Linked DNA regions of Homo sapiens: all the other regions are linked to region 1. The links are chromatin contacts, found by Hi-C or POLR2A ChIA-PET in ENCODE. All regions are on one chromosome and are shown on one strand. Each heading gives the region's core, a stretch centred on a gene start or an enhancer-like site at or near the end of the contact. The rest is flanking DNA. Distances are from core to core; before and after follow the strand shown.

What was found. Hi-C counts contacts between places; a loop is a spot of excess contacts on that map. ChIA-PET counts read pairs that join two places held with the same protein, here RNA polymerase II (POLR2A). Pooled maps may share reads with other maps.
Region 2: a pooled map shows a loop between it and region 1 (2.4-fold over the local background). The contact joins the promoter of CCDC102A here to the promoter of PLLP in region 1. A Hi-C loop is called at or near these places in 1 of 37 single-sample maps with no recorded cell type and 1 of 50 pooled maps. POLR2A ChIA-PET finds 5 or more read pairs at or near these places in 3 of 52 experiments (activated CD4-positive, alpha-beta T cell, naive thymus-derived CD4-positive, alpha-beta T cell and naive thymus-derived CD8-positive, alpha-beta T cell).
Region 3: a loop to region 1 is called in a pooled map, with 2.0 times the contacts of the local background. The contact joins the enhancer-like site here to the promoter of PLLP in region 1. A Hi-C loop is called at or near these places in 1 of 50 pooled maps. POLR2A ChIA-PET finds 5 or more read pairs at or near these places in 4 of 52 experiments (A549, activated CD4-positive, alpha-beta T cell, activated CD8-positive, alpha-beta memory T cell and 1 more).
Region 4: a loop to region 1 is called in a pooled map, with 4 times the contacts of the local background. The contact joins the enhancer-like site here to the promoter of PLLP in region 1. A Hi-C loop is called at or near these places in 4 of 168 maps with a recorded cell type or tissue (astrocyte of the cerebellum, brain microvascular endothelial cell, endometrial microvascular endothelial cells and 1 more) and 6 of 50 pooled maps. POLR2A ChIA-PET finds 5 or more read pairs at or near these places in 9 of 52 experiments (AG04450, Caco-2, GM12878 and 6 more).

What each region holds. Positions count from the first base shown.
Region 1 is chr16:57,283,019-57,290,271 of GRCh38, reverse strand. PLLP (plasmolipin) reads left to right here and starts at 5,600. Exons shown (of 4, transcript NM_015993.3): 1 at 5,600-5,866. The coding sequence starts at 5,732. RefSeq lists silencers at 2,945-3,157, 5,407-5,816 and an enhancer at 5,861-6,522.
Region 2 is chr16:57,532,645-57,539,897 of GRCh38, reverse strand. It overlaps CCDC102A (coiled-coil domain containing 102A), which reads left to right and starts at 3,327. Exons shown (of 9, transcript NM_033212.4): 1 at 3,327-3,398. It also overlaps a transcript of ADGRG5 not described here. RefSeq lists enhancers at 349-408, 429-478, 729-818, 6,320-6,878, 6,879-7,253 and a silencer at 3,085-4,034.
Region 3 is chr16:57,039,974-57,043,804 of GRCh38, reverse strand. It overlaps NLRC5 (NLR family CARD domain containing 5), which reads right to left. Exons shown (of 49, transcript NM_001384950.1): 17 at 3,087-3,155; 18 at 2,231-2,320; 19 at 1,740-1,823; 20 at 201-290. Among named protein-coding and RNA genes, the nearest start is that of CPNE2, 51 kb to the left of the region's middle. RefSeq lists enhancers at 1,553-1,652, 1,923-1,972. Within about 2 kb of position 2,269, at least 9 of the 41 ENCODE cell types and tissues checked have a DNase peak (open chromatin) inside an H3K27ac peak, as active enhancers do.
Region 4 is chr16:57,414,369-57,421,621 of GRCh38, reverse strand. CCL17 (C-C motif chemokine ligand 17) reads right to left here. Exons shown (of 4, transcript NM_002987.3): 3 at 6,424-6,541; 4 at 5,559-5,857. The coding sequence ends at 5,761. Among named protein-coding and RNA genes, the nearest start is that of CCL17, 13 kb to the right of the region's middle. RefSeq lists enhancers at 3,443-3,957, 4,474-4,989, 4,990-5,505. Within about 2 kb of position 4,406, at least 17 of the 41 ENCODE cell types and tissues checked have a DNase peak (open chromatin) inside an H3K27ac peak, as active enhancers do.

The DNA of each region.
Region 1 (7,253 bases), core at 4,351-6,850:
TCTGCTTCGTGCCTGAACCCCCACTGCTGAGTAGCTGAGTAGCTGGGGCCACAGCTGGGCAGGCCCAGTACGCAGTGGGGATAAGGTCAGAGCAGGGAACTTTTGTAGAACTGGAGAAAACTGAGGCAAGACATGTACTGCAGGTATCCCGTGTGGAGATAGGCTGCTCAGAGCCCGGGAAGGGGAGGCCGGTCCTGGCAGTAGACAGGCTGTCTGTCCCCCCACCCCATCCTAAGAATCCAGGACCCCGTGGCGCCAGCGGAGACTGTGGGTGGGCAGCTGGTTCCAGTCTGGGGACAGGTTCCTTCCCACTTTTTCTGACTGGGGGGCGAGTGAAGTTGGTTTGGGAGAAAATGTCAAAGTGAAAAACAGTGGAGTGATTCAGTCTTTTCAGTCTTGCTTGCTGCCATTTGAAAAGAATGAAAGTGGGATTAACAAAAAAAAAAAAACCCACAAAATCCAAACCAAAACCAAAACAAAAACACCCTACTGTTTTAGAATCTGCCTCAGAAACAATCATCTTTTTGTTTTCTGTGTCACAATAAAATTAAGGGCTCACCCGAGCTTTGTTCTGCACTTGGACTTGTCTGCAGAGAGGCTGGTCTCTGAGTAACAATTTTGCAGCTACCAAGAAGACTCCTCATTTCCAGAGCACCTACTGCAAGTGGGGTGCTGGGACAGGGGAAGGGGCTCAGGTGCATTGAGGGGAGGGGGTTGAACATCCCGTTGAGTAAAGGGTTAAGTCAGCATCAACCAGTGATATTTTTAAAGTGTTCATCAGAGCTTGTCTCTCGCCTGCTTAAAACACTCCAGGCCTTGGCCGGGCGCAGTGGCTCACGTCTGTAATCCCAGCACTTTGGGAGGCCAAAGCAGGCAGATCACGCGGTCAGGAGATCGAGACCATCCTGGCTAACACGGTGAAACTCTATCTCTACTAAAAATACAAAAAATTACCCAGGCGTGGTGGCGGGTGCCGGTAGTCCCAGCTACTCTTTGAGGCTGAGGCAGGAGAATGGCGTGAACCCGGGAGGCAGAGCTTGCAGTGAGCTGAGATCACGCCACTGCACTCCAGCCTGGGCGACAAAGCGAGACTCCGTCTCAAAAAAAAAAAACACTCCAAGCCTTAAAATAAAATGTTAGCCCTTCTCCATCATTGTGGTAGGCTGTATAATTGCCACTAAAAGATGTATCAGTGGCTCATGCACTTTGGGAGGTCAAGGCAGGAGGATTGCTTGAGCTCAAGTTCGAGACCAGCCTGGGCATCATGGTGAAACCCAGTCTTTACAAAAAATTGGTGAGTCATGGTGGCTCAAGGACCTGTGGTCCCAGCTACTCAGGAGGCTGAGGCAGGAGGATTGCTTGAAACCTGGAGGCGGAGGTTGTAGTGAGCCAGGATGGCACCACTGCACTCCAGCCTGGGCAACAGAGTGAGACCCTGTCTCAAACAAACAAACAGAACAGATCCTAATTCTTGGAACCTGTCCATTTTACCTTATAAAGTAAAAAGGTCTTTACAGATTAAGTGACTAAATTAAGATTCTTTTTCTTTTTTTTTCCTTTTGAAACAGGGTCTTGCTCTGTCACCCAGGCTGGAGTGCAGAGGCAAAAACATGGTTCACTGTAACCTCAACCTCCTGGGGCTTAAGCAATCCTCCCACCTCAGCCTCCTAAGTAGCTGGAACCACAGGTGTGCACCGCCACGCCCGGCCAATTTTTTTTTTTTTTTTAGAGACAGGGGTATTTGCTGTGTTGCCCAGGCTGGTCTCAAACTCCTGAGCCAAACCCATCCTCCTGCCTTGGCCTCCCAAAGTGCTAGGTTTACAGGCATGAGCCACTGCGCCCAGCCTCAAATTAAGATTCTTTATTTGAGGAAAACTATTCTGGAGTATCTGGGTGGCCCTAACACAATCACAAGTGTCCTTATAAGAGAGGCAGAGAGAGATGTTATACATACAGAAAAGGAGGAGGCCATGTGACGTAGGAGGCAGAGACAGGGTTGATGCAGTCATAAGTTGAGGAATGCCAGCAGGCCCCACCAGGGTTGGAAGAACAAGGATGGGATTCTCCTCTAGACTCTGCAAAGGGAGCATGACCCTCAGGACACCTGATTTTGGCTCTTCCCAAATTTTGGAAGATTTTGGCTCAGTGAAACTGATTTCAGACTTCTGGCCTCCAGGACTACAGGAGAGTAAATTTCTGGGTTTTCTTTTCTTTTTTTTTTTTTGAGACCGTGTTTCACTCTTGTTGCCCAAGCTAGAGTGCAATGGCTCAATCTCAGCTAACTGCAACCTCCGCCTCCCGGGTTCAAGTGATTCTCCTGCCTCAGCCTCCTGAGTAGCTGGGATTACAGGCGTGTACTACCACGCCCAGCTATTTTTTTGTATTTTTAGTAGAAACAGGGTTTCGCCATGTTGGCCAGGCTGATCTGGAACTCCTGACCTCAGGTGATCCACCTGCCAAAGTGCTGGGATTACAGCCGTGAGCCACCGTGCCTGGCCAAATTTCTGTTGTTTTAAGTCACCAAGTTAGAGCAGCCACAGGGCACTAATACAGTCCTCTAAATAGCCTGTGTGATCCGGCCCTGGCCCGTGTTGCCAATCTCACCCTTACTCACTTGGCTCTAGCCCTACCAAGGACCTTTTTCTGTTCTCAAAACTGGTCCAGCCTCAGGGCTCCTGCACTTATTAAATTCTTCCCCCAGAATTCCCAAGGCTAGCCCCTACTCATGATTTGGGTCTCTGCATAAATGTCACCTCTTCCCACAGGTCTTCCTTGACCACCTTAACCCAGAAATCACCTGTGGGTGACTCTGTGTCACATTCCCCCATTTTACTTTAGTCACAGCGTTTGTCACTATCTGAAAGTATTATTCCTCCCGGGTTTATTACTTCTCATCCCCACCAGACAGTGGGATCCAACGACTGAAATCCTATCATTTGTGGCAACACAGATGAACCTGGAGGACATCATGTGAGTGAAATAAGCCAGGCATAGAAAGACAAACACCACGTGGTCTCTCTCATATGTGGAATGAAATAAAGAAGTTGATCTCGGCCAGGTGCAGTGGCTCACGCCTGTAATCCCAGCACTTTGGGAGGCCAAGACAGGTGGATCACCTGATTTCAGGAGTTTGATACCAGCCTGGCCAACATGGTGAAACCTTGTCTCTACTAAAATTACAAAAAATTAGCTTAGCGTGCTGGCGGGCGCCTGTAATCCGAGCTACTCAGGCAAGAGAATTGCTTGAACCTGGGAGGCGGAGGTTGCAGTGAGCCGAGGTCGCGCCATTGCACTCCAGACTGGGCAACAAGAGCAAAACGCCATCTCAAATAAATAAATAAATAAATTGATCTCATAGTAGAGTAGAATAGTGGTTACAGGAGGCTGGGGTGTAGTGGGAGGATACAAAGAGGTTGGTTAACAGGTACAAAGTTACAGTTAGGGCTGGGCATGGTGGCTCACACCTGTAATTCCAGCACTTTGAAAGGCCAAGGCGGGTGGATCGCTTGAGGCCAGGAGTGCGAAACCAGTCTGGGCAACATGGAGAGACCCCATCTCTACAAAAAAATTTAAAAAAATTAGTCAGGGCTGGGCCCAGTGGCTGATGCCTGTAATCCCAGCCCTTTGGGAGGCCAAGGTGGGCGGATCACAAGACCAGCCTGGCCAACATGGTGAAACCCAGTCTCTATTACAGATACAAAAAATTAGCTGGGCATGGTGGCTCGAGCCTGTAATTCCAGCAAGACTCCATCTCAAAAAAAAAAAAAAATTAGTTGGGCATGGTGGCGTGCACCTGTAGTCCTAGCTACTAGGGAGGCTGAGGTGAGAAGATCACTTGAGCCTAGGGGTTGGAGGCTGCAGTAGGCTATGATCATGCCACTGCCCTCCAGCCTGGGTGACAGAGTGGGACCTCGCCTCAAAATAAATAAAAGTAAAAAGAAAAAAATACCAATATTGTACATTTCTTTTCTTTTTTTGTTTTTGTTTTTAGATGGAGTCTGGCTCTGTCACCCAGGCTGGAGTGCAGTGGCATGATTTCAGCTCACTGCAACCTCTGCCTCCCTGGGTTCGAGTGATTCTCCTGTCTCAGCCTCCTGTGTAGCTGGGACTACAGGCACCCACCATCATGCCTGGCTAATTTTTTTGTATTTTTGTAGAGACAGGGTTTTGCCATGTTGACCAGGCTGGTCTCAAACTCATGACCTCTGGTGATCTGCCTGCCTTGGCCTCCCAAAGTGCTGGGATTATAGGCGTGAGCCACAGCGCCTGGCCCTAATATTGTATATTTCAAAATATGGTAGCTAGAAGTGGGGATTTTGAATGTTCTCACCCCAAAGAAGCCATAAATGTATGAGGTGATGGATATGCTAAGTACCTTGATTTGATTTTTTTACACAACGTACACAGGTACCAAAACATCACATGGTACCCCATATTTAGGTACAATTATAGGTTGCCGAAAAAGTAATTGCGGTTTTTGCTATACTTTTATATGCAAAAACCGTATAACTTTTGCACCAACCTAATATTACATGTCAGTTAAAAACAATTTTTTAAGTGGCTCTCTTTTTAAGTGGGTATTTGGGAAAAAAAAAATGTGGGAGCCAAGAAGGCCTTGTCTACTTCGTTTCCTGCTGTATCCACAGGGCCTGGCATGTAGTAGGTGTTCAGCAAACATTGGTTGATGAATGCATGATGACCTATCTGTGCAAACCTCTAGGCTCAAGAGGTGTGTGTGTGTGTGTAAGTATTTTAGGGTGCATGTGTGGCAATGAAACTGTATATGACCTCCCATCTTCTGAGTGACCCCTCCTCCCTCACGCTGTCAGGAGCTTTCTGGGGAATATTTCATTTATTCCCTACAACGCTCTGTGAGGCAGGTTTCCTTCGTATCTATATGACAGACGAGGAAACTGAGGCTCCGCGATCATCTAAGTTATATAAAATATGTTCAGAAGTGAAAACAGCATTAATAGGCAGAAAAGGACCTCCCCCTTCTACCGCTTACCCACCGCTTACCCAGACCCTCCCCTTCCCCGCGCTGGGTCTCCCAGGATTCTTCTTTACTTTCTTTTCTATAAAATACAGACGGGGGGAGGGGGGGCGTCTCACTGTGTTACCCAGGCTGGTCTCGAACTCTTGGCCTGAAATTATCCTTTCACCTTAGCCTCCCAAAGTGCTGCGATCAGAGGCAGGAGCCACCGCATCCAGCCTTCTCCCGGGACTCTTCAAGAGTCGCTGCGCCGGGGCCTAGGCCGAGGGTGCACAGCGCGTAGAAAGCGCCTGGGAGAGCGGTGTCCCCCGCGAGCTACCACAAGTTTATCCCTAGGCGCGGAAGCTACCACGGCCTGGGCGAGAGCCGGGAAATTCCCAGCGGGCGGCTTGCCCCGGGGGAGGCCGGCGAAGCGGTCTAGGCTGGTGCTGGCGGAGCCGATTCACGGACCCGGGGTTGTTTACTGGTCCGGGGAGTGGACGCGGCTGCCCACGAACCGGTCGCGGCTGGGGCGGCGGCGGCGAGCAAAGGGTTAAGGGGGCGGCCCCGGCGGCGGGGGCGGAGCCGGGATCTCGGCCGCACCTGGCGCCCCAGGCTCCCAGCCCCGACGCCTCCTGCAGCGCCTGGAGCCACACAGGGATCCGGAGCCTGGGGGAAAAGCGGCGCGGGAGCCGGCACCCACCGCTGGAGGGGCGGCGACGGCGGCCGTAGCGACCTCGGGAGGCAAGCGGAGCCGCCATGGCCGAGTTCCCGTCGAAAGTTAGCACGCGGACCAGCAGTCCTGCGCAGGGCGCCGAAGCCTCGGTGTCGGCGCTGCGCCCGGACCTGGGCTTCGTGCGCTCCCGCCTCGGGGCGCTCATGCTGCTGCAGCTGGTGAGAGCACGCGCGGGCCCACGGGGTTGGCCGGGGGCTCCCGGTCCGGCCAGGATGGGTGAGGGACTCCGGCGCTGCGTTCATTTTTCGCGAACCTTGCGCTCCCCACCCGGGCTCACACTGTCACCGACGCGCTGCGCGTACCCCTAGGGCGCTTCCCGCACGGACGCCCCCAAGATCGCCCTGCATCCCTCTCACCACGACACTACCCCGTGGCCGTCGCTGCGAGCGTGAGCACCCTGCACCGTGTACAGAGTGCCCACTGCCCGTGCCCCATCGTGCCCCCTCCAAGGTGGTTACCAGCGGCCACAGAAGCCCCCACCGGAGCCACAGTCACTGCGCACAACCCGCCAACCCTTCCCAGCCCTCCCTTCCCTCCTCTCTCTTTTTCACCCCTCTTTCTGCCCGGACAGTGCCCCCAGCCCTCTAGGGAACCCAGTCTGAGGCAAAGTCCACTCTCTGACCACCTTCTGTCCCGCTCCCAGCGGCTCCGGGTGGCCGCACCCATGAACATTCCTCATCTAATCTAGAGGGCACATCCGACTCCCCAACACGCACACTCAGGCACTACCCTGTGGGCGCCCGCGCGGGAGCCGGGCTCTTCTAGCTTTCTCTGGGTGACCCGCCAGGTTTCAGCCGGTTTAGCCAGCCCCACGGGACCGAGATATCGCTGGAGGGAGGGGTTTGTGGGTAGCCAGGGGCAAGACTCCTACTCTCTCCCAGACCCCTGTACAGACCCCAACTGAGGCGGACCCATGGGAACATCCTCCACTCCCACACCAGCCACAGGCCCGGATGTTAGCTTCTTCCTCTGCCACCCTTTCGTGAGGGTCTGGAAGCTGGGTGGGTGCCCTGGGTGGGTGAGGGCCTGATACATTTTCAGAGGACTCAGGTGGAATTGGAGTTGGGCCAGGACCTGTATTTCTTAGCAATCCAGCGAGTGGACATTTCCCATTGTCTCCTATTGCTGGGTGCTAGCGCTGCTGCGAGGCCCAAGCTAGAGGGCAGGGTGGTTGCTTTGGTGCCAGACCCTGGGCTGAGGTCCAGTCTCCCTTCCCTGACCTCTCCAGGTGCGGGCCCACCTCTACCTGGGTCAGTGCTATCTCATTTCAGGATTTCTCAGATCTCTGTGGGCCCCCTCCCCAACCTCTGAATCTCCTGGCGGGTTTGTTTAAAATTTAGATTATTGGACTCCACCCCCGGAAAAAAATGTGCAATCGGAATTTGAATCTCAGGAAGTACAGCCAGAAATTCATTTTTAACAGTTCTCCCAGAGTTTTTTGTTTGTTTCTCTTTTGGGGGGTGGGGGAGAAGGGGAGAAGATTCTGTCTTCTGAGGGAAGAGGTCTAGTTCCTGGAATCATTTAATTCTGCAGATGGGGAGAGCC
Region 2 (7,253 bases), core at 2,078-4,577, 250 kb before region 1:
TTCAATCTTTTATTAGACTTCAAAACAGGACGTCTGACTTTTAAATGTTTTATTGTGGTAAGATATATATATATATACACGCACACACACATACATATATGTAACAAAAGCTACCATTTTAAGCATTTTTAAGTGTAGATTCAGACCAGGTGGGTTGGCTCGCACCTATAATCCCAACACTTTGGACAAAGCCCTAGTGGTAGGACTACTTGAGCCCAGGAGTTCGAGACCAGCCTGGGAAACATAGCAGACCCTGCCTCTATAAAAAAAAAAAAAATTTAGTTGGTCATGGTAACGTGCCCCTGTAGATCCACCTACTCAGGAGGCTGAGGTGGGAGGACCGCTTGAGCCCAGGAGGTCGAGGCTGCAGAGAGTTGTGTTCGAACCATTGCACTCCAGCCTGGGTGACAGAGTGAGACCCTGTCTCAAAAAAAAAAAAAAAAGGGGTACAGTGCAATGGCATTATCTACCTTTACACTGTCATGCAAACATCACCACATCCCATGTCCAAAACATTTTTCATATTCTCAAACTGAAACTCCATACCCATGAAACAGAACTTCCTGTTCTCTACTCCCCCAAGCCCTTAGCAATCACCGTTCTATTTTCTGTCTCTTGAATTTGACCACTCTAAGTGCCTCATCTTAGTAGAATCATACAGTCTTTGTCCTTGCGTGACTGGCTCATTTCACTTAGCATGACGTCTTCAAGGTTCCTCCGTGTTGTAGTGTGTCAGACTCTCATTCCTTTTAAAGGTTGAATCACATTCCACTATGTGTATAATACATATTACATTTTGTTCATTCATCTGTTGATGGACACTTCAGTTACTTCCACCTTTCAGCTATTGTGAATAATGCTACAATCAACATGGGTGTAGAAATGATGCCCCTTCTTAACAAAGAGAACGTTTCTAGCTAGACTTTACTAACGTTGTTTTATTTGCATACTATTTATTTTTATGATCTTTTTCTATTTGTGGCAAGTTATACAAATTTTCTATTTACCTAGCTATATGAAATAGGCTTTAAGATACAAGTAGGTCCTACAAAGTGAAATGATTTAAAGAAAAATGCTAGGTAAATAAGGGCATGTGTTAGTGGCAAAAAGTGGTGGCAGTAATACAGGAAAACAGAACTGCTGAAGTGTGGGAAATATTGACACACGCCTCAAAAACCTGACTGTCCTGAACTGAGTGGGACAGGCTGCCAGAGAGAAACCCTGCCGAGACCACTGGGGAGGTTGACGCCAGATTAGCCTTGCATTCAGAGAGGCGCCTGGGGGTGTTGTTCTAGAAAGAGAACTATGGTAAAATTGAAACAGTCAGATCTGGGATCTGACATCTCATAGGGTGACCCCGGGCCAGTTACTCGAGACGATCCTCTGGCCTCTGCCTCCCAAGTTAGCTGGGGCTACAGGAGCGTACCATCACACCTGTCTAAACTTTTTATCTTTTTGTAGAGACAGAGTGTCCCTATGTTCCCACGCTGGTCTTGAACTCCCGGCCTCAGGCGATCCTCCCGCTTTGGCTTCCCAAAGCACTGGGATTACAAGTGTGAGCCGCCGTGCCCAGTCCAGTCATTTCTGATCTTCACTTTTCTCATTATGAGAGGGTGGTAATAACACCCAGCCCCTAGGTAACTAAGATAACATCATGCGAGCTGCCAAAACCTGTGGCCAGCACCTACTTTGGTTCTACGATCGGGTGGGTCACGTCACCCCACCCTAGCCCCTGCAAAAGACATCCTCAGGACAATATTTACTGCTTCTTCCTAAGGAGAGAAGGCCTGATAGTGATGAGGTTATAGCTGGAGTTCAGGTGCACCATCAACTCAGTCTCCACCACCTTCCCCAGCCCCATTTCCACCTCCAAAAACTCTGGGCAAGACCTCTGGGCTCTTGATCCAAGGCTGTTACTGGCTGTAGGACCTTGTGCAAGTCTGAGCCAAGAGCCTCTCTGAGCCTTCATTTCCTCAGCTGTAAAATGTGGATGCCCTTGTCCTCTGAGTACTCAAACCCCACATACATCTCCTATCTATCTCTGGCTGGTGAACAGACGCTTTCAACATTCAGCCACGCATAACAAATACAAAGCAAATGAATCGACAAGTGAAACTGCCAGTCTTGCAACGTATGGGATTTCATGAAGTTGGTGGAAGCAAAGCAGGAGAAATGGAACAGCCGCTGCCCACAGAGAAAGGGAACGTCTGCAAGGGAAGTGACCCAGACCCGAAAAAAGGCACTGGACTATCAAAGGATTCAGAGTGATCCTTGAGTTTGAGGAAGCTCTCAAATATTTTTGCAAAAATGAATCTCTTACTGCAAAAACCAGTTCAGAAGGGAAGGATGCTACATACTCAACTATTACAAGAAAAAGCAAGACTTCCAGTGTTAACATCTGATTCATTCTTGGTTCATTTTAAGGCGTGCGTGGTTGCAATCATAATCTAAACTCCGTTAATCACGGGGTAAAACTAATTTATCTTCGTAATATTTAGCTTCTTTTTCTAGGTAAAATCCCAATCAGGCCAGGTTTTCCCCACCATCTTGGTGAATTGTTGGTCTTCTTTTAAATAGATTCACCTCGGGGGCCTTCCAGGGTACAGGATGTAGTGGGGAGTCCTCCAGACGCCTGTCCCGGCTTTCCAGTCAAGACCACAAACATCCTACCCCCAATAGAGAGAAAGCCCCAAAACAGCTGGGCGTCCCCGAAGGCGAAGTACCGTAATTCCCCAGGGCCTGCCAACCACCATCGCAATGCAGAGAAAAGTCTCCGCCCGCCGGGCCGAGTGCTCCCCGCGCCCCCCACCTCTTAACAAGCGCAAGGTTGCTTTCGTCAACCCTTCTGTTGTACAGAAAGAGAAACTGAGGCCCGATGGGCACAGACTTGTTGGCCCACTTCCACTCGGTGGCAGAGCTGGCCCAGGGAAAAATGCAGGTAACAACAGTGAAGACTTGGTAAGCTCGCTCCACGTGCCGAGCTGGGACCCGCGGTGGCCGTTTCTGCTGGGGGCGCCTAGTACGTAGTTGGCGCTGAGGAAACCTGAACCAAGAAAGCCGAGCCCCCCCGCAACTCTCGGCCCCTCACGGGGGTGGGGCCTCCGTTGGGGTACGGCCCGCTCTGCAGCAGAGCCCACCGCCCCGGCCCGCACCCCTCGCCCCGAAGTTAGGCTGGAGCCCCCACCCCAGCAGCTCGGTGGGCCGGGGTCACAGCGGGGCCGCAGCCTGCGACCGCTTCGGGGGCCCCGCCGCTCCCCCTGCTTCCCCTCCCCCCGGGAGGGAGGAGGAGACTCCGCGGCCCTCCCTCGGCCCCTCCGGCGGCGGTCGCAGCTGCACGGTGCCCGCTCTACCCCGCCGCAGCGGCTGGGACGTACGGAGCCCGCAAGTCCCGGCCCGAGGTGAGCGGGGGCGGCAGGCCGGGGGGCGGCAGGCCAAGGCGGCCCGGGAACTTGCTCCAGGCCGCGCGCCTTCCGCGGGAAGGAAGGGGTTAAGTTGTGGGGCGTGCTGGAGGAGCAGACACAGTCGGGGCGCCCGCGGCAACCCCCGAACTCAGAGCAGAACTTTCTAGACGCCTCCCCGGCCTCCCTCAGCCCCCGGAACCCCAGGTCTCCGGTGGGGAGGGGCCGCGGGGTGATGGGGGAGGGGAGGCGCCTCCGGAATGCCGCGGCCCGGGCCGGACGGGAGGGGGCGGCGGGCGGGGACGGAATTTGGGACTCTCCCGGGGGACCCAACGTGGTCGCCATGGCGAATGCGGGATGGACGGGCGGCGCTGGCCAATCAGAGCACGGCGCCCTGCCCAGAGCCGCGGCGACTGCCAATGGGGGCCATGCGGTGGGGTGGGCGGGACCGCGCGGCGCGGGCCGGGAACCCCCTCCACCCTCCGCCCGTCGCTAGGTGGAGCGGGGCGGTTCGCAGGGCCAGCGGCTTGGGAGGGGTCGACTAAGTGAGGACTAAGGCGACGCAGGGCTGGGGCTTCAGTTTCAGTACCTTAGGTGGGGGTGGTGTCCACCTTCCCACCCCCGCTCTCCCAGGGCTCTTGTGGGGGTTGGATTGGTTTGGGTTCGGGAGGTCTGCCCACCTGTTAGAGCGTTCAGGAATCTTTTTAGTGCCTCTCCCCATCCTGTAGGTAAGGAAACTGAGGCCCAGAGAGGGCAGGGACTTGCAGATATCACACAGCATATCAGTGATGGAGCTGGGACTAGCGGGATGTCTGCTGTACAAGAGTGAAGAGTTCACGGTGTTGCCGAGAGGGGTGGGGCTGGGGTCGGGGTGGGGCTGGGTCCCCATGAAGGTTCACCCCACCATTCCAGCTGTGCGTATCCACTTGGCCTGGTGCCTGCAGACCCCATCGTGTAGGTGCTCTCGGGGGCATTGTGCCCCTCAGGTGGCTAAGATCCAGAAGAGGAGGCATCCCATCACCAGCTCCCTACTCTGGCCTTGCTGCTGGTCCGCGGTGTGGACACAGACACGTAGCTGTCCCTCTGGGCCTCAGTTGGTCCATATGTAAAGAAAGGAGTTCAAATCAATGATCCAGGCTGTCTCTGTGGCTCCTCAGTCTAAGATGGGGCTACCTGGGAATAGGCCAGGGGTGCCTACCCCTGGGCTTAGGTCCAGCCTGGAGGCCTAGCCGCCATCCCTTCCTTTCCCGCCAGCCAGCTCCCCCCAGAGGTCCTGCAGCTGGATCCTGGGCAGCAGGTCACAGGGACAGGTGCCCGCAGTCTGTGGGCTGACCAGCCTTGGGCCCTGCACTTATTCAATCAGGCTGTCCTCTGTGGTTTCCCACTGGGCTCTGCTTTCTGTCCACAGCCAGGCCTGTGGCCATGGGCTTGTCCCAGGGCCCTACCTGAAAGGCTCTGGGAGGATCTACAGGGTTTCAGAGCCGGGGAAGGGGTTGGGGCACTGGGCTCCCCATCCCTTCAGCTGGCCCCTGTCCAGGCCTTGGCATTGCTCATTCCTCTCACTGATATGGAGAGACCCATCCAAACATGCTGAGGACAAAACACAACGCTGTTCCCAGTGGGTCAATTAGGCTTCCCCAGGTAAAAGGTGGGACAGCCGACTTGGCCGTGAGATGACCTCTTATTCCAACCCTGGCCAGACAGGCTCAGATACCTACCTGTCTCAGAGCCTGGCCACCGACTGACTCCTGATCTTTAGGATGACTCAACCTTCCCAAACTCTGCATGGTCACAAGGGTACCCCTAAGAGTGGTACCACCTTCTTAGGGGTACCTTCCATCCATCACGCATCTGCTGTATGCTGGGCCCTGTGCTGATGCCCTCGCTCGTGGACTTCAAAGTAAGGCCTTTGCTGTAGAACACGGAGGTGCCTGGTGCTTTGGGAGCATACTCTGTGCAGAGAGGTTAGAGAAGGCTTCCTAGGGGAGGGGACACTGGAGGTGGGTTTTGAAGGATGTGTAGGAGTTTGCTGATGAAGGAAGGAGAGATATTCCAGACAAGTCCACAAGCAACAGGAACCACTGGGTCACTTTCTGTGGGCAGGGCTGATGAGGGCCTAGCCTGCAGCAAGTGTCAGCTCAAAATATTCTTGTTTCTGTCCTGGAGTGAGCTACCAGTGAGCACAGCTGTGGGGCTGGGGTTCAGGAGCCCTGATGGAAGCTCTAAGTGGCACAAGTGTCCCATCTGGATGAGGGAAGCCTGTACTGCCAGAAGAGAGATGGCAGCTTGCCAGGCTTGGCTGTGGGAGGTTGTAGGGCTGTGGTCCCCAGGTGGGGGTGGGGTTGGGGAGATCAAGGCATTTCCTGGAGTTGGTGGCAGCTGAACTTGAAGATGGGTGGGGGTTTTGGAGTCTGGGACATGGGCATTTGGAATACAAACCCAGAGACTTAAAGCAGTAATAGACCTGTCTGGCTGTTGGGAGGCAGGACAACGAAGGGTGGGGTAGGAAAGGCTCCCCGGGGCCTGTGGTGGCCGGTCCCACCGTGACCTGCCCCTTGGTGGGGCAGTATGCCAAGGGAACAGGAGGCCACGCCCCACGCACATAGACACCCCATGGCAAGAGGGCATTGAGCCTGGTGGAAGGGGCGGGCAGGGCAGCTGGGGCATCTCCACGACTGTAAGCCATGCTCTGCGCTGCTGCTGCCCCTCAGTGAGTGTGTGCGTTACCAGGGCTGTGTGTGAGTGTGCACGTTACTGGGGCTGCGTGTGAGTCTGTGCATTACCGGGGCTGTATGTGTGTGTGTGCACGTTACTGGGGCTGTGTGTGAGTGCAGGTCCCTCGGGCCATGTGTGAGTGTGAGTGTTACTGGGGCTGTGTGTGAGTGCGGGTCCCTGGGGCCATGTGTGAGTGTGCGCGTTACTGGGGCTGTGTGTGAGTGCAGGTCCCTGGGGGTGTGTGTGTGAGTGTGTGCATTACTGGGGCTGTGTGTGAGTGCGGGTCCCTGGGGGTGTGTGTGTGAATGTGTGCATTACTGGGGCTGTATGTGAGTGTGTGTCCCCAGGGCTGTGCTGTATGAGTGGGGCAGGGTAGGGGGAGGCGTTGCAAGGCAGGGTCTGGCTGCCCTTGGGTCTATGTGGGAGTGCAGGATTCCTGGTGTGCTGGGGGCGGGGTGGGCTTCTCCAGAAAACTCCCCTGAGGACCCCGACCCCCACCCCTTCCCACACACCCGCTCCAGGGGACCCTGGGCCTGAAGTGCAAAGGTGGGAGTGCTGTTCCAAAACTTCCGTGCTCCTGCTGTGCCCTTTCCTTCTCCCCCAGCCCCTAGGAGGGGCCTGGCCAGGCCGCTGGGAAGGAGAATGAGGTGAGTCTGGAGCCCCCATCTCTGCCTTTAGCATGGGTGCCTGGAAGCCATTAGAGACCTGGGTGGTGCCTGCCCTGGCCCTGCCCAACAGGCTTGGATTCCTGGAAGAAGCCGGTGGCCCTCTCTGGGCCAAGCCCTGTGCCAGGCCTGGCAGCTCCCAGAGGCAGGGAGGATGTGGCAGTGGCCCCCTCCCTGCCAGGCTCCTAGTTCAGCGGCTGCAAGAAGGGCCCAGCAGACAGGGCCCGGGCCCCCATACCCAGCACAGCTGCCGGCTGGCATTCGGGTTTCCTGCCTCCTCCTCCTCCTCCCCTCCCCCCACAGGCTCTCACATTGTTTTTCTTTTCCAAGAGCTTCTCTATGTGGAGCTAGGCCAGGAAAAGGAGGAGTGTGTGTGTCTGCCTCTGTGTGTGTGTGTGTGTGTGTGTGTGTGTGTGTGTGTCTGCTTCACTTGGGGATGAGCATGTCTCCTTGCATGTCCTTGTACCTGTGTGTC
Region 3 (3,831 bases), core at 1,020-3,519, 240 kb after region 1:
CGTGAGGCCATACTTATTCATTCATTTGATCATTCATTCATTCAGTGGACGCCCATCACATGCTCTGCAGATCTGGTACTGCCCAAGGTGCTGAGGATGACAGGTTGGCATGAAACTGGTGGACAAGGGGCCCACGTGGGAGCAGATGACCTGTGGGATGGGGGACAGGGGCAGGGCTGGGGGCGGAGAGGCACGCTCACCTGATGTCCAAGCGGAAGAGCCACTGCAGAGTGGAGAAGCACCGAACCAAACCCAACACGGCATCCAGGGACAAACCGTTCTCACTGAGGCTGGAGATCACAGGGGTGGCACAATGGAGGTCACTCAGGACCCAAACACATCCTCTTTGTGGTCAGGGCACAGGGCGGGGGAGGGATCCCTGGTTCCAGATGACGGAACCCACTGAACCCAAGATGGTCAGAGAGCACCCCTTGCAAGTCCTCATGGTGGAGATGGGGAAACAGAGTCCTAGAGAGAATCAAGGTCTAGCCCAAGGTTATGAGACATGTTGGTGACAGAGCTGAGATGGGCACCCAGTGGGTCCCTCGGTCTGTGATGGATCTGAGGAGTGCTTTCTGGCTGGAGCTGGGCCTCCTTTTCTCCACCTGATAAGGGAGGGGTGGTACCCAGGACAAAATGAAAATGCAGGGTCTCTTGTGCAGAAAGCAGGAACAAAGTGTCTCCTTTCTTTCAGGGTCTCCTGTCAACTTGTTATTGTTTTCTATTTACTATTTAATGCTACACTCCCCTCCCACGGGGACACTGGTAGGGCGAGTGTGGACCCTCACAGCACCAGGTCACGAGTCCACACTAATAAGAAGGTCACATGAGGACATACTAAAACCTCCAGTCTTCATGTAATTTGCCTGCAATGGTTAGACCTTCCTTCCTTCCCAGGTGCAGGCCCTGAACAGGAACCAAGGCAACTCCCTTCCTTCCCAGCATTGCACAAAAACAGGGTGTGAGCAGGGGGTCCTTAGGCCCCAGCACTCATTTCAGAGATCGTAGCCACCAACAGAGGCCACGCCTGCAATTTATGTATTTACCGACTGGGAACCAGGGACTCGGAGAGGGGATGTAACTTGCCCAGAATCACACAGCAAAGCGTGTTCACAGAGACAGCCTGGAATATAGGACCTGTGACCTCTCCCCTGGGCTCCTCTGGCTTTGGCCCAGAAGTGCCTGGGAGGAGGGGGTGCTTTGTGAGCCAAAAGCACCAAGGGCATTTAGGGATCAAGAACTCTGGTCCATTGCAGGCAAACTTTGGGGATTCCTCCTACACACTCTCTGCCAGGTACTCAGGGATCCTTGGCAGCCCTGGGCACCCTGCTTGAGTGTCCTCTCTGGTACAAACCCTCCCTGTCTACCCTGACCATACCCCAGCTAACAGCCCCAGCCCCTCCCGGCACCCCAGGGCCAGAATAACAACTGCCAGCCGTTAGTCATACTTCGCACCCACACCTGCCCTCCCCAGGGTGGCCTCAGAAGCCTGTTCAGAGATGCGGAGACAGGTTCCAGAAGTGAAACCTTGAATCAGAAGTGGGATTATTGAGTCACAGACTCTCTGAGTAAGAATCATCTATTAGCTAGCCTTCACCGAGAACTTACATTGTATTAGGGGCAATTTTCATGCATTTTCCGATTTAATCTTTACAATAACCCCAGGAAAGAGGGGGATGGGACAGAGAATGCTCCCCCCCTGCCCCAGCCTCAGAGGCTCTGCCTAGCGGGCTACTCACTTCAAGGACTGCAGAGCTCCCAGCCCTGGGAGCAGCTGAGCCAGCCGGGCTGCACCTTCATCCCCCAGAGCATTGCCTGAGAAGCTGGGGGTGGGGAGAAGGGAGGGGAGAACATTAGCAGGTGGGGAGTGGGTTGCTGGCAGCATGGTCCCTGCATTCCAGTTACTCAACTTCCTGAAACTGGACACAGCCCTGGGCTGCCAGGCCAGATCTCAGCAGATCTGGCACGGGCAGCTGGGGTCTCCCCCAGGTTCTTATTCTGAGGTTCGTGGACCTCTGAGGGACCAGGGGTGAGCCTCCGAGCGTGTCAGACATGGGGGATCTGTATCTTGGGAGGAAGAGTCACAACTTTCACCAGATTCTCCAAGGGGTTTCTGACTTCAGCAGGGAAAGAACAGTTGATCTAAATCTTAAAAACCAAACCCAAACACCAACACTAACTCACTGTAATTGGCCCCACCCACCCACCTTCCAACACACAAACCACTCACTCGAGGTGGAGGTGACCGAGGTGGCAGCTTCCTCCCAGAGCCTTGCAGAGCTGCTCTAGGTGCTTTTCTTGGAGGCCACAATGTGTCAGCCTGCCCAGGGACAAAAACACAGTGCTGCATGCCCCACTGAACAGAGGCGGGAAGGAGCCGCTTTCCCACCCCCCAGACACAGAGGCAGAGAATGAGGCTTGCAGGAGAGGAGGGACTGGGATGTATCTGGCACCTAGACAGACGGACAAAGAGGGACCAACACACACGACACCCACAGGATGTCACATATAGGCAGAGGGTGGGCAGAGACACAGATGGAAGGAAACCAAGGCACAGAGACCTCAGAGAGAGAGAGCAGATCAGAGGAAGACAGATAAGACTGAAATAACAGTTAAATAAACTGATAAAACAGAAATACACGATGAGAGAGGGAAGAAATGAGAGAAACAGGCAGAGGGACAGAGGGAGATTAGGACAGACAAAGACCAAGAGAGAAGGGGGGAAGAGTGCTGATGGGAGCCCCCAGGCCCAGGCACCAGGATCATGACAGAAGGAGCCCAGTGCTCCCCTTCACCTCTTTTCAGAGTCTCCACAACCCCTCAGCTGCTGGGGGTCAGGGAGCTAAGGGGAGTGGGGTCTCCTGGGCTTGGGAAGGTGGTTGACGGGGCTGCCTTGTGAGCCCTGTCTGGGGTGGGCTGGGCAGGGGAGGTAGGAGGTAGGGAAGCCAGGCCATGACCCCTGGACACAGCAGGTCAGGTGTCCTTCAGGGAGCATGTGGGGCCTGGGCACAGGTTTGGGAGCAGGCTCTGAGCAGGGGAAGGGAGGGGGCTGGAATCACACACAGGGCTGGAGGCCATCACTGTACCTCATCCTTCGGGAGCTCAGAGGCAGCTCAGAGGGCATCTGGAGCATGAGGCTGTCAAGAAATGCAGCCCTGGAGGGACATCACCAAGGCCAGGCTGAGCAAAGGCCATGTCCGCCATCTCCAGAATCCATCCTCAGCCTGGCCTTCCACCATCGAGCCCTATCCTCCACCTAGAGTCAATCAGACCTTGGTGCCAATTTGGCTTCTCCACTTCCTGGTTGTGTGACCCTGGACAAATCACAGCCTCTCAATGGGAGACTGTATGTGAACTGCCTTAGTTTGGTGCTTGGTGCATACATGGCAAGTACTCAATTGACCTTGACTGCTATTATCATTAATCTCATCCTCCTCCTCATCTGTGCTTCAGAGATGTCAGCCCCAGCTGGAATCGAGCCTTCAGTAGTCCAGACTCTACAGAAGAGATTGTGGGTGGGCTCCGGGAGCAAAGAGCTGAGTCTCTACCCATGCGCTAGGCTGGGGCAATCCAGGACCCTAATGGGTCCTTGTGTGAAAGGGATACAGAAGTTCCGACCAGGACCAGAGCTACAGGCCAGGCAATCCCCTGGGTTTAAGCTGGAGGGCTCTAGTCTCCCGGAATCCCCCTCTGGCTACCCAACTCCTGCCCTGGCCTGCTGTCTATATCCTACACACTGGGGCTCCTTTCAGGCACCATGAGAGGCGGAGGTGGTCTGGATTTGGACCCTCCCCCTTTGGGGCTGCATCCTTTGCCAAGCCTGCTCACTTC
Region 4 (7,253 bases), core at 3,157-5,656, 130 kb before region 1:
CCGAGTTCAAGTGATTCTCCTGCCTCAGCCTCCCGAGTAGCTGGGATTACAGGCACGCGCCACCATGCCTGGCTAATTTTTGTATTTTTAGTAGAGACGGGGTTTCACCATGTTGGTCACACTGGTCTCGATCGCTTGACCTCATGATTGTGAGCCACTGCGTCCGACCAGAAACGGCAGGTTTTCTAAGACTGTGGTCCGCTAAGGGCGATGTGAGAGGTAGAGGAGTAGCCATATTGGCACATCCCCAAACAGGTGAGAGAAGGTCCAGTTCCATTGCTTCATGGAGAAATAGGCTCAGGCAGGTGAGGCTCAGGCAGGTGAGGCGCATGTGTCCAGGTCCGACGGCCAGTCAGTGGCAAAGCAGAGACTCCAAACAGGTCCCTGACCCTTTGTGTTAAAATGTACTTTCGAAGATAAACTTTTTTTAGCTCCCACATATGAGTGAGAACATGAGATATTTGTCTTTCTGTGCCTGGCTTATTTCACTTAACATAATGACTGTCCATCCATTTTGCTGCAAATGACAGGATTTCCTTCTTTTTTTATGGCTGAATCGTACTCTGTTGTGTACATGTACCAAATTTATTTATTTATTACTCCATTGATGGACACGGGTTGATTTCATATTTTGGCTATTGTGAATAGTGCTGCAATAAACATGGGGGTGCAGGTATCCCTTTGATATATTGATTTCCTTTCCTTTGGATAAATACCCAGTAGTAGGATTGCTGGATCATATGGTAGTTCTATTTAGGGGAGAGGGGTGATGGGGAGAGATTGGTTAATGGGTACAAACAAACAGCTGGATAGAAGGAATAATTTCCAGTGTTCGATTGCACAGTAGGGTGACTATAGTAAACAATTTATTGTGTATTTCTTTTTTCTTTCTTTCTTTTCTTCCTTCCTTCCTTCCTTCCTTTCTTTTTCTTTCTTTCTTTCTTTCTTTGAGATGGAGTTTCACTCTTATCGCCCAGGCTGGAGTGCAATGGTGCAATCTTGGCTCACTGCAACCTCTCCCGGGTTCAAGCGATTCTCCTGCCTCAGCCTCCCGAGTAGCTAGGATTACAGGTGCCAGCCACCACATCCAGCTAATTTTTTTGTATTTTTAGTAAAGATGGGGTTTCATCATGTTGGCCAAGCTGGTCTAGAACTCCTGACCTCAGGTGATCTACCTACTTTGGCCTCCCAAAGTGCTAGGATTACAGGCGTGAGCCACCATGCCCAGCCTTTTTTTTCTTTTTGAGACAGGGTCTCCCTCTGTAACCCCGGCTGGAGTGCAGTGGCACCATCACAGTTCACTGCAGCCTTGACCTGCTGTGCTCAAGTGATCCTCCCACCTCAGCCTCCTGAGTAGCTGGCAGCACAGGCGCATGCTACCATGCCTGGCTAATTTGTGCATTTCGTAAAGACTGAGTCTCACTATGTTGCCCAGACTGGTCTCAGACTCCTGGGCTCAAGTGATCCTCCCACCTTGGCCTCCCAGAGTGCTGGGATTACAGGTGTGAGCCACTATGCCCAGCCTATTGTATATTTCAAAATAGCTAGAAGAGAAGATTTGAAACGTTCCCAACACAGTGAAATGATAAATGTTCGAGGTGATGGATATCCTGATTACCTTGATCTGATCACTATGCATTGTATGCTTGTGTCACAGTATCATATGTATCCCATAAATATGTACAATTACTATGCATCAATTTAAAAAATTTAAAATGTACCCCCAGGATTTGAATTGATGGAGGTGACTGAGTGACAACACAGAGCGACCAAGGACACTGAAAGAATTCATCACTTGCATCTCCCAGGAGAACAGGGCATGGCACACACGCAGGACCACACACGGGGCCACAGGGGGAGCACCAAGTTTGGTCAGGAGGCTGAAAGGAAGGATCAGAACAGCACAGGCCACAGCCTTTTGTGGGGTTTCCACCCGAAGTGCAAGGCAGGCCAGGGGAAGCAGCCCGGGTCTGGCTAGTTGGAATAATTCCAGGGGGCCTTGGGCTTAGGGGCCGTCCCTAGTTGTCTCTACCTGGCTCTGGGTGATTTAGGGCAGGGGAAATACTGGCTTGGTGTGAGAGTTAAATAGAGATGGTTGGGGGGCCTGTGATTGGGATTGGTTGGAGGGTTTGTAACTATTATTACTTTCAAACACTTGCAAAAACCAGCTTGCAGGGGAGGTATAAATGCTTTTGGCCCTGTGATTTGGCCCTGTGATAAATGGATGCCAAATAGACCAAATACAGTCTCTAAGAAAACACAGTGAAACACCCCAGCCCACAGCTCTTGGCACTGCCCAGGTTGCGTCTGGAGTTAGTGGCCCTGCTAGTCCCAGCAGGGTTTCTTCCTTCTTCCTCTTCATCCAGCAAACCCCAGACAGTGTAATTGGCGGTTTCTTTGCTTCTGTTCCCACAAGAGGAGAGCCGGCCAGCTACAGACACCCCTGCCCCAAGGCCTAGTGCAGCTACAACCAGATGTGGCTGATCCCAGCCCCTGGGGACAGCGATGGGGCCGGAGTCTGGCTGGTGGGGTCAGGGCCCCTGGCGCATCAGCCTCAGAACTTCCTCCTAAGAGCAGAGTGCCCTCTGGTGGGCCACTGGAAAACAACCCAATTCTAATTTCCACGTTTGGAGATGCAATATGCTTCAAGCCGGGTTATTAGGGCTCCCCAGGAAATTTCTCTTTCCCCACTAGTGCCCCTTGTGGAATTCACCTGAGCAGCACTGATGAAAATGTATAAATCAAATATACACTGTGCACAAAGCTTTTTTCCCTCCTCATAAATGAGTCTGGTACTGTTTCCTGACCCAAATACCTGCTCAGTGAGTTTATTGGGTAAATCACCCAAGCAGCTCCAATTACAAGGGGTAGAGTGTGGTCAGGATTAGACTAAGGTGAGCGTTGGGTGCAGGTGGAGGACACACAGCTGAGGTTGAGTAGGCTGGCTGTGGCAGAGGCAGCACTGAGTTGAGCGTTGAAGAGAAACTGGATTTCAGAATAGTGGCTCACGCCTGTAATCCCAGCACTTTGGGAGGCCGAGGTGGGCGGATCACTTGAGCTCGGGAGTTCGAGACCAGCCTGGCCAACATGGTAAAACCCCATCTCTTCTAAAAATACAAAAATCAGCCAGGTGTGGTGGTGCACACCTATAATCCCAGCTACTCAGGAAGCTGAGGCATGAGAATCGCTTGAACCCGGGAGACAGAGGTTGCAGTGAGCCAGATCGCACCACTGCACTCCAGCCTGGGTCACAGAGCCAGACTCCATCTGAAAAAAAAAAAAAAAAAAAAAAAAAAAAAAAGCAGGGGTGGGGTGGGGGAGGAGGGGAGGCACCTACCAGGTGAAAGAAACAACATAAGTCTGGCGCTTCTCCTCACTTTTCACCCCGAACCTGCCCATTCCTCTTTTTCCCTCCCAGCAGTCTTTCCAATCACAGCAGTCTCCAGGTCACACCTCCTTAAAATGCCCTAAGGTCACATGGCAGTTGTCCTATCTCTTGCATCTCACCATCCCCCAGCTTGCACCGGATGCTGCTCGTGAATACTTGGATTCTGAATCCTGCGTTTTGTTGCCAGTCCTGGATCCACCTCTTCCCTGCCTTTATGCAATGCCCCACCCTATCTCACTTTCAGGGACCCTCTGGCAACTCCCCACCTCCTCACAGGCCTCCACGGCAGCTCTACTTACCTAAGCTTACAATATGGGCTTCTGAGTAGGATTTCAGTAGGGAAAAAACAAAAAAGGTCTTGCTTTTTTAAACGAAGTTTGCTGGAGGCCAGGCGCGGTGGCTCATGCCTGTAATCTCAGCACTTTGGGAGGCCAAGGCGAGTGGATCACATAAGGCCAAGAGTTCAAGACCAGCCTGACCGACATGGTGAAACCCCGTCTCTACTAAAAATACAAAAAAATTAGCCGGGTGTGGTGGCGGGCGCCTGTAATCCCAGCTACTTAGGAGGCTGAAGCAGGAGAATCGCTTGAACCTGGGAGGCGGAGGTTGCAGTGAGCTGAGATGGAGCCATTGCACTCTGAGAGTCCTTCCAGCTCTCGCCTGCAGGGTGCAGGGGTCCAGACCCCGGCTGTCTCTGGCCTTTGCTGTCTTAGGAGCTTCTCCTTGCCTCCCTCCCTTTTTAGATCATCCTTCCTCCTCCCGGTGGATTCAGAGGACAATTTTCCATGAAGAACTCAGACTGGGCCATCCCCAGGACTCTGGGTCTTAGGCAGTTGTTCAAGTGATCCTCCTCGGCATCAGGACAGGAGATGAGCCCACTTGCGGCTGAAGAGACCCTAGAGTCACAGGCAAGCCAGTTCACTGGTTTTATCAACCTCGTTATCGCTGTGCCCGTACTGGAAAGTAAACTTGGGTTCTATCATCTGCCCTGCAATGAGCTGACTGGCCACAAGGGAGCAGCAGGAGGCAACAGCCGGGCCTGGAAATTGCCCTTCTAACCGCAGCCCCACCAAACAATGCCCGCCACAAGGTCCTCGGAAGAGAAGGACCCGCGCCCCTGCCGCCAAACTGTGTTCAGAGAGAAGCCACGGCCCCATCGCTGGTTGGGAGAGTGAGAGAGAACTAGAAGGCTTAGGCCCCGACTCCTCTGTGCTCAGCCCTTAGCTGGGCATGGGCAGAGGGGTCTGGGGGTGGGGTGTCCTGAGCCTCTAGTCCCCATCTTTTTTAGCACAGGGGTGTGGGGTCCCCGGAGTGGCTCACGGAGCTCTCAACCTAATGGAGGAGCTGGGACTGCCACACACGCGCACGCACACACACACACACACACACACACACACACACACAATGAGAGAACCACGCGGAGCAGGGGTCGGCTTCAGGGCAGTCCCTAAGAGCTGGGGGAGCGAGTCGGTGGGCGGTTGTGCTGGGCCGGCTTCCGGCAGGCTGGGCGCAGCCAGGGCCGGGTGGGGATCACACTTCAGTCAGGAGGAACCACAGGGCCGCGTGGCGCCCGCCTGCCTGAGCCTGGAGTGGGCTAGGAAGTCAGCCGCAGGCAGAGGGCCCAGGACCCACAGAGCCCCCTCGCCCTGGAGCTGGGGTCTGGAGTTTGAGCGGGGAGAGGGAGCCAGGGCCAGGAGGAGCCGGGCCAGCTGGACTGCAGTGAGTGCAGGGGAAGGCAAGGACAGGGCTACAAGCTTCCCCCACCCTTGGCCAGGGGGCTCCCCAGCACTGGGCAGAGCTGTGGCCTGCGGCAGGGTCCTGGCCAGTCTGTGAAATTGACTCCAGCACCTCGGGGAAGTTTGTCCTCAGCTCCACGTGGGGCAAGAACAGGAGCTGGGCTGGGGGGAAACCGGGAGACCTTGGGGTGGGTAGGGAGAGAATCCAGCGGCCGCCTCCCAGGACCCCGCCAACCCCGCCCCTGCCCGGGCCTCTCACCAGGGCCTCCCCTCACTGGTGCGTGGTCTGCGGAAGCCACGTGCCCTTCTCAGCCTCAGTTTCCCTTTCCGACCTGCACAGGGCAGGACCAGAGGTTCTCTGAGAACCCTCCCAGAGTGACAGGCCGGAGTGGAAGCGCATCTTGCGCTGTGGGGACAGACACGCTGACACAGACTGAGGATAAAGACTTTAATCTGGGCCCTTTGTGCCCATGGCTCCAGTTCAGACAAGGGGATGGGATCTCCCTCACTGTGGCTCTTCTTCGTCCCTGGAAGGCCTCCCCTGGACCCAGGCGCTCAGGGTGGGGGCGGTGAACACCAACGGTGGAGGTCCCAGGTAGTCCCGGGAGACAGTCAGGAGTCTGGGGTGAGGAGGCTTCAAGACCTCTCAAGGCTTTGCAGGTATTTAACTGCATTCTTCACTCTCTTGTTGTTGGGGTCCGAACAGATGGCCCTGCCCTGCACAGTTACAAAACTACACAGAAGGAGGACGTTACCAGGAGTGGCAGGGGGGGAAGGGCCCCCAGAGTCCCTGGGACGGCCCGCCCTGTGCTGACCAGGATTCCAAGGCTCCAAGAGGGGCAGGAAGTTGCTGCTGTCACACAGGGCATTGGTGGCAGATCTGGGACTTCAGGCTCTGTCCCGAGTAATCTCGACCCTCCCAGGGAGCCAGGGCTGCAGGAACTTGTGCCCACCCCTCAGCCTGCCCATGCCCCCAGACAGTCTAGAGCCTGGGACGTGGAGACTGCGGGCAGGGCTCAGGCCCAGGCTGGGGGAGGTGACCACATTGCCCCTGACCAGCTGTGTGACCTGGGGGTGTTCATTGCTCCCGGGGCCTCAATTTCACCACAAATCAAGGAATAGGTTGGACCTCATGGCCTGCGGCCCTTTTGGGTCCCACAGTGTGGGGAGCCTGCAGGGGTTGGGGAGGAAGGCCCCGCTGTCTCTTCCCTGCTCCCCATTGGCCGTCCTGGGAGCTCCAGGGTGCACTTGTCCCCATGCTTGGCCCTGAGGAGCAGGGGTGGAGCCAGGGGGACTTACACGATGGCATCCCTGGAGCAGTCCTCAGATGTCTGGTACCACGTCTTCAGCTTTCTAAGGGGAATGGCTCCCTTGAAGTACTCCAGGCAGCACTCCCGGCCCACATTGGTCCCTCGAGCTGCAGGGAGAGGAGCGGGGCAGGGGTGTCTGTGAGTGTCTGCGTGTGTGTTGCGGGGACCTCTGGGGGGTGTTCGTGGAAGATCTGCATGTGCGTGTCCATGTGTGCATCTGTGTGTGATGACTGCATGTGTATCACTGCCTATGTGTATGTGTGTGTGTCTGTGTGTTACCATACACAGGTGTGTGTGAGGCTTCTGTGTATGTTGTGGGGTCCCGTGTGTTTGTGGGTGTGCATGTTTTGTGTGTCTGTGGGGGATTCTGTGTGTCCTGTGAGTGCCTACGTGTGTGTCTCTGTGCATCTGTGCGCGTCCCTGTATGTCTATACCTGGCAACCTTATTTCATTTTTCCTTTCCCAACCTAATATAAGAATCTCTTTTTTCAGTCTGGGCGCCGTGGCTCATGCCTGTAATCCCAGCACTTTGGGAGGCCAAGGCGGGTGGATGGCCTGAGGTCAGGAGTTCGAGACCAGCCTGACCAACATGGTGAAAACCCATTGGTGGCGTGGTGGCCGGGCACCTATATTCCCAGCTACTCGGGAGGCTGAGGCAGGAGAATCGCTTGAATCCGGGAGGCAGAGGTTGCAGTGAGCCAAGATCACACCATTGCACTCCAGCCTGGGCGACAGCGCAAGACTCCATCTCAAAAAAAAAAAAAAAAAAAAAAAAAAGAATCCTTTTTTACATGCTCTTGGAAACAATTCTCCTATCTT